3 separate regions of the Homo sapiens genome follow, and regions 2 and 3 are each linked to region 1. A link is a contact called in ENCODE Hi-C or POLR2A ChIA-PET data. All regions are on one chromosome and are shown on one strand. The core of a region is the stretch at or near the end of the contact, and the rest is flanking DNA. Distances in the headings are between cores, read along the strand shown.

The links. Hi-C counts contacts between places; a loop is a spot of excess contacts on that map. ChIA-PET counts read pairs that join two places held with the same protein, here RNA polymerase II (POLR2A). Pooled maps may share reads with other maps.
Region 2: a pooled map shows a loop between it and region 1 (5-fold over the local background). The contact joins the promoter of BMF here to the promoter of RMDN3 in region 1. A Hi-C loop is called at or near these places in 6 of 50 pooled maps. POLR2A ChIA-PET finds 5 or more read pairs at or near these places in 2 of 52 experiments (AG04450 and GM10248).
Region 3: a loop to region 1 is called in a map of B cell, with 21 times the contacts of the local background. The contact joins the promoter of OIP5-AS1 here to the promoter of RMDN3 in region 1. A Hi-C loop is called at or near these places in 3 of 168 maps with a recorded cell type or tissue (B cell, CD4-positive, alpha-beta T cell and dorsolateral prefrontal cortex), 1 of 37 single-sample maps with no recorded cell type and 13 of 50 pooled maps. POLR2A ChIA-PET finds 5 or more read pairs at or near these places in 1 of 52 experiments (activated T-cell).

Annotation. Positions count from the first base shown.
Region 1 is chr15:40,753,595-40,756,906 of GRCh38, reverse strand. It overlaps RMDN3 (regulator of microtubule dynamics 3), which reads left to right and starts at 1,653. Exons shown (of 13, transcript NM_018145.3): 1 at 1,653-1,824; 2 at 2,117-2,310. The coding sequence starts at 2,124. RefSeq lists enhancers at 1,193-1,302, 1,393-1,512, 1,723-1,932 and a silencer at 2,048-2,262.
Region 2 is chr15:40,107,404-40,110,715 of GRCh38, reverse strand. It overlaps BMF (Bcl2 modifying factor), which reads left to right and starts at 1,837. Exons shown (of 5, transcript NM_001003940.2): 1 at 1,837-1,943; 2 at 2,330-2,457. RefSeq lists a silencer at 1,780-2,029 and an enhancer at 2,539-3,234.
Region 3 is chr15:41,280,635-41,283,946 of GRCh38, reverse strand. It overlaps OIP5-AS1 (OIP5 antisense RNA 1), which reads right to left and starts at 1,250. Exons shown (of 5, transcript NR_152821.1): 1 at 1,229-1,250. CHP1 (calcineurin like EF-hand protein 1) reads right to left here. Exons shown (of 7, transcript NM_007236.5): 7 at 2,060-3,312. RefSeq lists an enhancer at 321-1,062.

The DNA of each region.
Region 1 (3,312 bases), core at 404-2,903:
ATGAATCAGGAGTGAACCCCATCCTGGAAGAGTGGGCAGTCCAGTGGTGTAGACAGAGTAGAAAGCAAATAATCACAGAACAGAGTGTAATGGGTCTGGTGCGGTGGCTCACGCCTGTAATCCCAGCACTTTGGGAGACTGAGGCAAGCAGATTACTTGAGGTGAGGAGTTCGAGACCAGCCTGACCAACATGTAGAAATCCGGTATCTACTGAAAATACAAAAAGTAGCCAGGCGTGGGGGTGCAAGCCTGTAATTCCAGCTACTCCGGAGGCTGAGGCAGGAGAATTGCTTGAACCCAGGGGCGGGGGAGGAGGTTGCAGTGAGCCGAGATCGCACCACTGCATTCCAGCATGGGCGAAAAGAGCGAAACTCCGTCTAAAAAAAAAAAAAAAGTATAATGGAGGCAATAGAGCCACAGGAGCAAAGCAGGGTGAAAAGCTTAATTTCACCAAGGTGGTGATCTGGGAAGGTTTCCAGAGGAAATTTTTATTTCCTCCAAAATAAAGTGTATATATATATATATACTTTATATATATATAAATATATTTTTTGTTGTTGTTGTTTTTGTTTATTTGTTTTGAGAGGAGGCCTCACTCTGTTGCCCAAGCTGGAGTACAGTGGCGAGATCTCGGCTCACTGCAACCTCTGCCTCCTGGGTTCAAGCAATTCTCCTGCCTCAGCCTCCCGAGTAGCTGGGATTACAGGCGTGCACCACCATGCCCAGCTAATTTTTGTACTTTTAGTAGAGACGGAGTTTCGCCAGGTTGGCCTGGGTGGCCTCGATATCCTGACTTCTGTTGCCCAGAGTGATCATGGCTCACTGCAGCCTCGACGACCTGGGCTCAAGTGATCCTCCCATCTCAGCCCCCAGAGTATCTGTGACTACAGTCACGTGCCACCACGGCCGGCCTCCTGTATTCTTATATGTATACAATATCTCACAATTAAAGGGTAAATAAATATAAGATCTAGTCAAGGGTATTGGGAGGACTGGCCTAGATATTTCTTTCACTAAACTAAATTTTAACTCTTAAGAAATGTTCACAATAAAATTGTTATCATAGTCCATAAAATCGGTCTTTTTAGTTGCCACAATTATAAGAAGTTGCATACAATTACAAGAGTAAAACAGAATTATAAGACAGCACGTTAGGTTTAAGATTTATGGCCGGGTGCGGCGGCTCACGCACTTTGGGAGCCCGAGGCGGGCGGATCGCACTTTGAGAGACCAGGAGAGCGGGACCCAGTCTCTACAAAATAAAAATAAAAATAAAATGTGGGGAGAGCGTGACGTTTTCCAGGTACAGAGGGGAGGTCCAGGCAGAAGCGCAGGTAGAAAGTGTGAATATGCTGAGCGTATTCCGGGAGCAGCAAGTTAAGCCGGTGTGACCGGAGGGAAATGGAGGCCTGGCTGCCGGACGGTGAGGGTGACTGCGCGAGCGTCCGCCCAAGAAGTCTCCCTGCCTTCCCGCCTTTCCCCTGTCTTGGGCCCCTTCTTGCTTTCCTTTCGCGCTCTGTGCTGACTCCGCCCCTCCGGCGGCGCCCGTGGCCCCGCCCCTGAGGGAAACAGACAAGGGGCGGGGCCGGCGCGGTCATCTCTCTGCGCCTTCCCGCAGGGCGCCGAGCACCTGGCGCCGCCTGCCTGACGTCACGGTCACTGACAGCGTGAGCCCGCGGCGGCTGCTGCCATGGTGGCTGGCGGCCGGGTAAGGGTCTGAGTGGATCTCCTGCCAGGCCAGAGCGCCTTCGGGGGCCGCGGCGGAAGGCCAGGAGTTTGCAGCCAGGGCGCCGGGTTTGTGGTCTGCAGTGTCGTGAGGCTGAGGTGGGGGTTGAAGGCCCAGAAGCCGGACTCTGTGACCCGGGTCGGGGGGTGTACTGGAGGGGCGGCTACGTCCAGGCTGGGTGAGAAGAGAGGCAGTGGGGCCCAGGAGGCTGGAGGAAGCCTTAGGGTTCAGACTGGGGTGCACGTAGTCGAGAGCTCAGGGTTTGGGCAAGGGGATACCTGCCGGGGTTCAGCCTTGAGGGTGGGTTTACCGGGTTCACGAATCTCTCTCTCTCCTTACCCCCGCCCGCCCGCCCGCCTGCCTGCTCCCGGTGACTTCTGCTGGCCGCAGGTGCAGCATGTCTAGACTGGGAGCCCTGGGTGGTGCCCGTGCCGGGCTGGGACTGTTGCTGGGTACCGCCGCCGGCCTTGGATTCCTGTGCCTCCTTTACAGCCAGCGATGGAAACGGACCCAGCGTCATGGCCGCAGCCAGAGCCTGCCCAACTCCCTGGACTATACGCAGACTTCAGATCCCGGACGCCACGGTAGGAGCCCGTCTCCTGAGACCGCGGTCACTGCAGACTAATGGGCCTGAGGTCTGGGCTGCTTTCGGTGGAGACTGTGGGACAGGGTAACGGAGAGAAGTGCTTTAGGGTTTCACTTTTTTGGAAGCTTGTTGAAAAAGCAGTCGTCGGGCTGGGCGCGGTGGCTCACGCCTGTAATCCCAGCACTTTGGGAGGCCGAGGCGGGCGGATCACCTGAGGTCAGGAGTTCAAGACCAGCCTGGCCAACGTTCAACCAGATGTCAACATGGTGAAACCCCATCTCTACTAAAAATACAAAAATTAGCCGGGCGTGGTGGCGCGGCCTGTAGTCCCAGCTACTGGGGAGGCTGAGGCACGAGAATCGCTTGAACCTGGTAGGCGGAGGCCGCAGTGAGCTGAGGTTGCGCCACTGCACTCCAGCCTGGGTGACAGAGTGGGACTCTGTCTCAAAAAAAAAAAAAAAAAAAAAGCAGTCGTGGTTTTCTCTACTCTTTCGCCTGTACTCACAAGAAAGTATATTTCAAAAAGACTGTTTAACTTTCACTTTTAGTTCTGGCCACAATAGTGCTATGTGGGTATTAAAGGCACTTGCTTAGTGTTGGGTGAGGTGTGTAATAAGTAGAGGAAGAGTCCAAAAGAGGGCAAAAAGAATAATCTTGTAGGGATTAAAAGTCTTGAGGCTTATGTATTAAATCATATATTAGAATTTGAAGACAACTTGGCAACTATCAAGACAACTTGGCAACTATCTCATTCAAGTTTTTTTTTCTTTTTATCCCTCCTATGAGGAAACCAAGATTCAAAAAGATGGTATAACTTTCCTGAGGCTGTCACAGATTAAGTGGCAAGGTTGGGCCTGGTCACCTGGTCCAGTGGACTTTCTACGGCATAGGGCTAGGAGCACGCTTAATGCAATTGAAGCTGAATGTGGCTGGCAGCCTGTACAGCTGAAATGAGTAGTTCTTGCAGATTTGTCAATTCATTTGAGCAAAGGATCTAGGG
Region 2 (3,312 bases), core at 588-3,087, 650 kb after region 1:
TCTATTCTAGCAACCACAGCCCTCAATATGGCTGGTTCATTCTGTTTCAGGTGACTTCTGAGGGAGCAAAGGAAAGAATGATGGGAAAAAGGTACAAGGAGACTTCAGGCTCTATTGGGCTGAAGGTCCCAGCTCCACTGAACTTAAATCTAAGTTTACAACCCAGAGAGCAGCTCGGTGGTCAGAGCACTGCTGAGCCCTACTGCCCCTGGTGGGTCAGGGTTGTTGCAGGACTGGCTCCCTCTCACTGCTCTCTGGACTCATCATTTTATCTTTCCTAAAACTCAGGCTTGGTCAAGTCACTCATCTCCAATAAAATCTTTGCTGCCTCCCCTTTATAAAATACAGATTCTTCAGTCTGGCATTCCAGGGACACCTCTGTAGTCTGACCTGAACCCACCTGCCCATGCCTACCGTTCGTAAATCTCAGTGTGCACCCAATGATCCAGTCACCAAGCCTCCCTCTGCTCCCTGCACAGGTAAGCTCTCCAGCTCAGCACTTCAGTCTGCTACCCTTAGGCCTGGGCTATTCTTTTTTATTTTATTTTATTTTTATTTTTTTGAGACGGAGTCTCATTGTCGCCCAGGCTGGAGTGCGGTGGCGCTATCTCCGCCCACTGCAACCTTCACCTCCTAGGTTCAAGCAATTCTCCTACCTCAGCCTCCCAAGTAGCTGGGATTACAGGCATGCGCCACCACGCCCGCCTGATTTTTGTATTTTTAGTAGAGACAGGGTTTCCCGTGTTGGCCAGGCTGGTCTCCAACCACTGAGCTCAAGTGAACCACCCGCCTCGGCCTCCCAAAGTGTTGGGATTACAGGCGTGAGACATGTGCATCTGGTTTTCCTTATTGAAAAATATTTCCCATTCAATTTAAAAGCTGTCTCCCTGAGGCCTTCTCCAGCCTTTGTATTCTGAATTTTTCTGCATTCCTCAATAGTCATTATCCTTGGAATGAATACAATTCCAATAACTTTTCACTATTTTCAGGGCTACCTCTCCTAGTAGACTGTAAGCTCCTTGAGGGCAGACGCCAGGTTTCTGGCACTCAGCCCAATATCTGGCACAGAGTAGGTGCTCGGTAAATGCCTGTGAAGTAGCCCATAGACTCCCTTACGCGGTCTGCAGGACATGCTGCTCTCCTGGCAGCACCAGCACAGTCTCTAAATGCTGCCATATGCGAGATATGTGTCAACCGCTCAAGCAGCCCCGGCCTTCTTGAGCGCTCCGCTTCTCAGCCAGGTGCTTATTTTGCCAGTGCCCACGCCCAGTCAAGAAGAGGACCTAAGGGCTCCCCTGGATGTGTTTGTTTCAAACACACCTTCAGCTTTGGAGCTGCAGTTTTCTTCCGACCTGCTCGGCAGGCGGGAGGGAGCTTTCCCCTGAGGCTGGGATCCCATAGGGACCCGCACCCTGCACCCTGCACCCACTGGACGCACCAGCCTCATAAAAAAACTCCCCGCCTCCTTCCCCCCTCCCTTTGTGGACGCGCAGCAATTATTCTGCCCATTGCCGTGAAAAAGAAGACAAAAGTTACTTTGGCGCCCCCTCTCCCACACCTAATACAGAGGATTCAGGGACTCTCTGGCGCTTCCAGAGCCTGTGTTAGGGACAGAATCCGCACTGGCGACGGCGCTCCGACTGCGCTTCTGGCGACGGTCGGAATTTTGCTCGGCCCCTTGCAATGTTTCCATGGGAAGGTTCGTACATTCGTGACCGTCCCTGGCAGCGGCCCAGCCCGGGACTTGGCGCTTCACTCGCCATTGGTCAGTCCTCGGCGTGACGCGCAGGGGGGCGGGGCCTCATCAGCTGTTTGCGGGATGCCCCGAGCAGGCGTATTTTGGAAACAATACCGCACCGTGCGGAGTGGCCTCCTCCCGCCCCGGCCTGTGCCCGCCGCCGCCGCCGCCCCTGCCTGCGCCTCCCGCCTCCTGCCGCAGCCCGGTGAGCGCCCGGGTGGCCGCCGGGGGCCGGGCGGAGTTGGATCGCAGCTCCTTGGGGAAGTGGGGAGCGGAGTCGCGCTGCGCACGGGGGCCCGGGAAGGGTTTGGGCTGCGGACGTCTGGGGTGACCATGAAGAACTGGGGCGCTGGGGTGAGGGAACGGGGTGCAGAACCCACAGTTGGGTGCGCTGCTCCAAGAGGGAACTTGGGGGTAGCATTTGGGACTCGAAGGAGTTGGGTCCAGGTAGGCAGGGGAACCTGGGGTGCACTGCTGAGCAGACCTGGGCGCCCGAGAACGGCCCAGCCTCTGGGTCTGACTTTGGGATAGGACAGGAGCTGTGGGGCATCCTGCCTCTCTGCGGAGTCTGAAGGCTCCTCTCCTTAACAGCTGGGCTTTTTCCCTCCTTCCCAATCGAGTCTGGGCGTCCAGCCCCCGAGTGCTCGTCACGCTGGACCCTGGCGCGGAGCCCTGGCATCACGACTCGGAGGCCGAGACTCTCTCCTGGAGTCACCCAGGTCTGGGGTGTGTGTGTGTGTGTGTGTGTGTGTGTGTGTTCCTAGTCACTGTCGAGGATCTGGGTGTCTGACTACTGCCTTCTCCTAAGAGGAGGAGGAGTCTAAGTTCAGCATCCCTCTTCCAGCCCTTAGGGGTTGGGATGGCTGCAGCGGGGCTTGAGTTCCTTTGCTAGGAATAAAGCATTCCCTGGCCCTGTTCTCAGGAAGTGCCCTCCTCCTCCCACCGCTCTGGACATCACCTCTTAAGCTCAGGAGAAAAATTTCACCCTCTCTTAGTTTACCCTTGACCTTGGCCAGCACCCCTCCAGAGGCGCCCACCTACAGGCAAGCCACCTACAGTTTGTGGAGCGTGAGAGGGGTCCCTGGGGCTTGCAGAGCCACACCTTCTGGCTGCACCTCCCCCACTGTCCAGTCCAGGCAAAGGTTGAACTTTGGGGCTTTGCTGGGAGGGGGAGGGGAAGGTGATAGGCTTCAAAGGAAAAACCAAGACAATGACTCGTGCTGGTGATTGGCTTTGAGGGCCCCTTCTTAGGTCAAGATTGCTAGCCTGAGAAGAGGAGGTTGGAGAGCTGGAGGGGAGCCCCTGCCAGGTGACTGGCGGGACAGCACTTGGTCCTTTCATCAGGAAATTTTGTTTCCTGTTGTTAATAAGCTGGAGTGCACCACCTCACCCCCCTCCCCATACACACACACACACACACACACACACACACACACACACACACTTGGGAAACACGGTCCAAAGAACACCACGTGGCTGCTTGCCATCCTAGCAGGCATCTCCTCATTCTCCAGGGAAGAGGGCACAGACAGGACCATAGACAGCTCAGGGACAGGGATGGGATGGGACGAAGG
Region 3 (3,312 bases), core at 1-2,500, 530 kb before region 1:
GAGTGTTTATTGGGCATCGTCTTGCTCGCGCGCGCTCTCCTTGCGTCGTAGGTTGGTTGGAATGCACGTCAATCAATAGCACTCGCCCCACTCTTTCGATCCGGATTGGGTCCCAGAATTGAGGTAACAGGGAGAAATGCTTTTGTAATTCAATTATTAAGAATGTAAAATTTCCGCCGTAGAAGCTGTACCACGTGGTAAGATAGTGTGGCTAGGCCGCGTGACTATTTTAAGCCACTGTTAGGTTAAACTGTAGTACTAATAATTTCATTCTCAGGCCCGAGGGTTTTTGTTTTGTTTTGTTTTTTGAGACAGAGTCTCTCACTGTCGCCCAAGCTGGAGTGCAGTGGCGCGATCTTGACTCACTGCAACCTCCGCCTCCCGGGTTTAAACGATTCTCCTGCCTCAGCCCCTCAAGTAGCTGGGACTACAGGCGCATGCCACCACACCCAGCTAATTTTTGTATTTTTAGTAGAGACGAGATTTCACTACGTTGGCCAGACTGGTGTCGAACTCCTGACCTCAGGTGATCCACCCGCCTCGGTCTCCCGAAGTGCTGGGATTACAGGCATGAGCCACCGCGCCCAGGCTTTTAATCCAGGGGTAGCACAACACCTAGGGAAAAAATTTAATGCTTCCAGTTTGTCTCTGTCTTTGACTCTTAAAGGGCCCAAACGTTGTCCGGCTGTTTACAGCTTTGGTCAATACAGGAGAGAAGGATTCGTCACTTTTCTGAAGGCCCTCCTGCATAGAGGAAACCTGCTGTAACTGGCAGTTTTGTTGTTTGCTACACCCAACTGTAGGGCATCCTTTCTTCTGCATCATTTCCCAGAGGGGCAGGTGTCAGGCCTCTGAGCCCAAGCTAAGCCATCATATCCCCTGTGACCTGCACGTATACATCCAGATGGCCTGAAGCAACTGAAGATCCACAAAGAAGTGAAAATAGCCTTAACTGATGACATTCACCATTGTGATTTGTTTCTGCCCCACCCTAACTGATCAATGTACTTTGTAATCTCCCCACCCTTAAGAAGGTTCTTTGTAATTCTCCCCACCCTTGAGAATGTACTTTGTGAGATCCACCCCCTGCCCACAAAACATTGCTCCTAACTCCACCGCCTATCCCAAAACCTGTAAGAACTAATGATAATCCACCACCCTTTGCTGAACTCTCTTTTCCGACTCATCCCACCTGCACCCAGGTGAAATAAACAGGCTTGTTGTTCACACAAAGCCTGTTTGGTGGTCTCTTCACACGGACACGTGACAGCAGGGAGGGTATACGTGGGGTGGCTCCTCTTCGGGGTTATGACAAGCGAGGCCCAGCGTAGGCAGTGTAGGTCCACTGTGCTTGCCAAACACCAAGAGGGCTGTCATCTGGGTGGATTCTTAGAAATGCAGATTCCTGGCCTGGCACGGTGGCTGTAATCCCAGCACTTTGGGAGGCTGAGGCGGGTGGATCAGCTGAGGTCAGGAGTTCAAGACCAGCCTGGCCAACATGGTGAAACCCCAATCTCTACCAAAAATACAAAAATTAGCCAGGTGTGGTGGCACGTGCCTGTAATCCCAGCTACTCAGGAGGCTGAGGCAGGAGAATTGCTTGAACCTGGGAGGCGGAGGTTGCAGTGAGCCAAGACTGTGCCATTACACTCCAGCCTGGGCAAGAGTGAGACTCCATCTCAAAAAAGAAATGCAAAGAAAAAGCCATGTAAAACCAGAGTATGTCACCGCTGAGGCTGCACATGAATGAGGAGGTGGGCAATTTAAGGAATGGACATATACTGGATTTTTAGGCTTTTTCTACATTTAAGGAGTCAGGGAGTCAAGAATAGAAATTGCGTCTTAGCTGGAATGAATGGGAAGTGGCCACGGCTGACAAAACCATGTCGAAGCCAAAAGTGCTGGCCCCTCGATGAATGTTTCCACTTCATATATCCAGGCAGCAGCAGAGTAGACTGCAGCTGACCGTACAGACATAAACTTGAGTAAGGGAGACACTGTGATTTCAAACTTGAAGGGACTAAGTTACATAAAATTCTTGTAAAATGGACAAAAGTTATTTTGTTTCAACCACAAGTATTTATTGATGGATCGAAGATACAATTTTAATGGAACAATAAGGCACAACCGTGGATTAAAACACTTTGCTATACAGCCAAAAGGGGGGAAAATCTATAACCTTAGGAACTTTATGCCAATCAAGAAGCCTCTAAAGTACCTCTCTAATAGATCAGTATCAGACATTCTTCCCTTTTACATAATTCCTATATTACATCACTTAATCATAAAATCTGACTGATACTTCATAAAGAATTCCTCATTCATTTATATTTGAGCCATCCAGCCTGGCTACTCCCCTGTTCTCCACCCTTTTCCATCACTTTGCAGTGGTATTTTTTAGCAATCTTCAATAGTTTTCCAAAGCAAGGAAACAAGCAAGCAAGCAATGAGTCAGAAAGTCAACCAAGGGCAGATGTGTGGCTAAATACACTCATAGAGACATACATTAGGATAGCAATAGCCTGATTCACTGAAGTCTAAACTAAGCTGACTTGGCAGAAAAGTTGCTGTGGCTCGCTCAAAGATCTGTAATGCCACCTTAGGTTGTGCTACTAGTGCCAGACCTCTTGTTTTTAAGGGATTAGCAGTGGTCTAAACAAGAAGCCAGGGAGCTAATGTAACCAGGCAGCTAATGACACAACAGTCAATGCTTTGGACATGTATTAGGAGCAGACTATGGCTTCCGTCATTAACATTTGCCAAGTGTAAAATTCATAAAGAATTTTGCGGCTGAGCACGGTGGCTCATGCCTGTAATCCCAGCACTTTGGGAGGCCGAGGCAGGAGGATCACCTGAGGTCAGGAGTTCAAGACCAACCTGGCCAACATGGTGAAACTCCCTCTCCACTAAAAATGCAAAAATTACCCAGGTATGGTGGCACACGTCTGTAATCCCAGCTACTTGGGAGGCTGAGGTGGGAGAATTGCTTGAACCCAGGAGGCAGAGGTTGCAGTGAGCCAAGATCACGCCACTGCACTCCAGCCTGGGTGACAGAGTGAGACTCCATCTCAAAAAAAAGAATTTTGTGCAAAACTTCAAGACACTAAGGAAACAATCTTTAAATATTTTGGACTGGGGCCAGGCGTGGTGGCTCACACCTGTAATCCCAGCACTTTGGGAGGCTGAGGCAGGCGGATCACGAGGTCAGGAGTTCGAGACCAGCCTGGCCAACATGGTGAAACCCTGTCTCCACTAAAAATACAAAAAATTAGCCGGGCATGGTGGTGCACACCTGTAATCCCAGCTACTTGG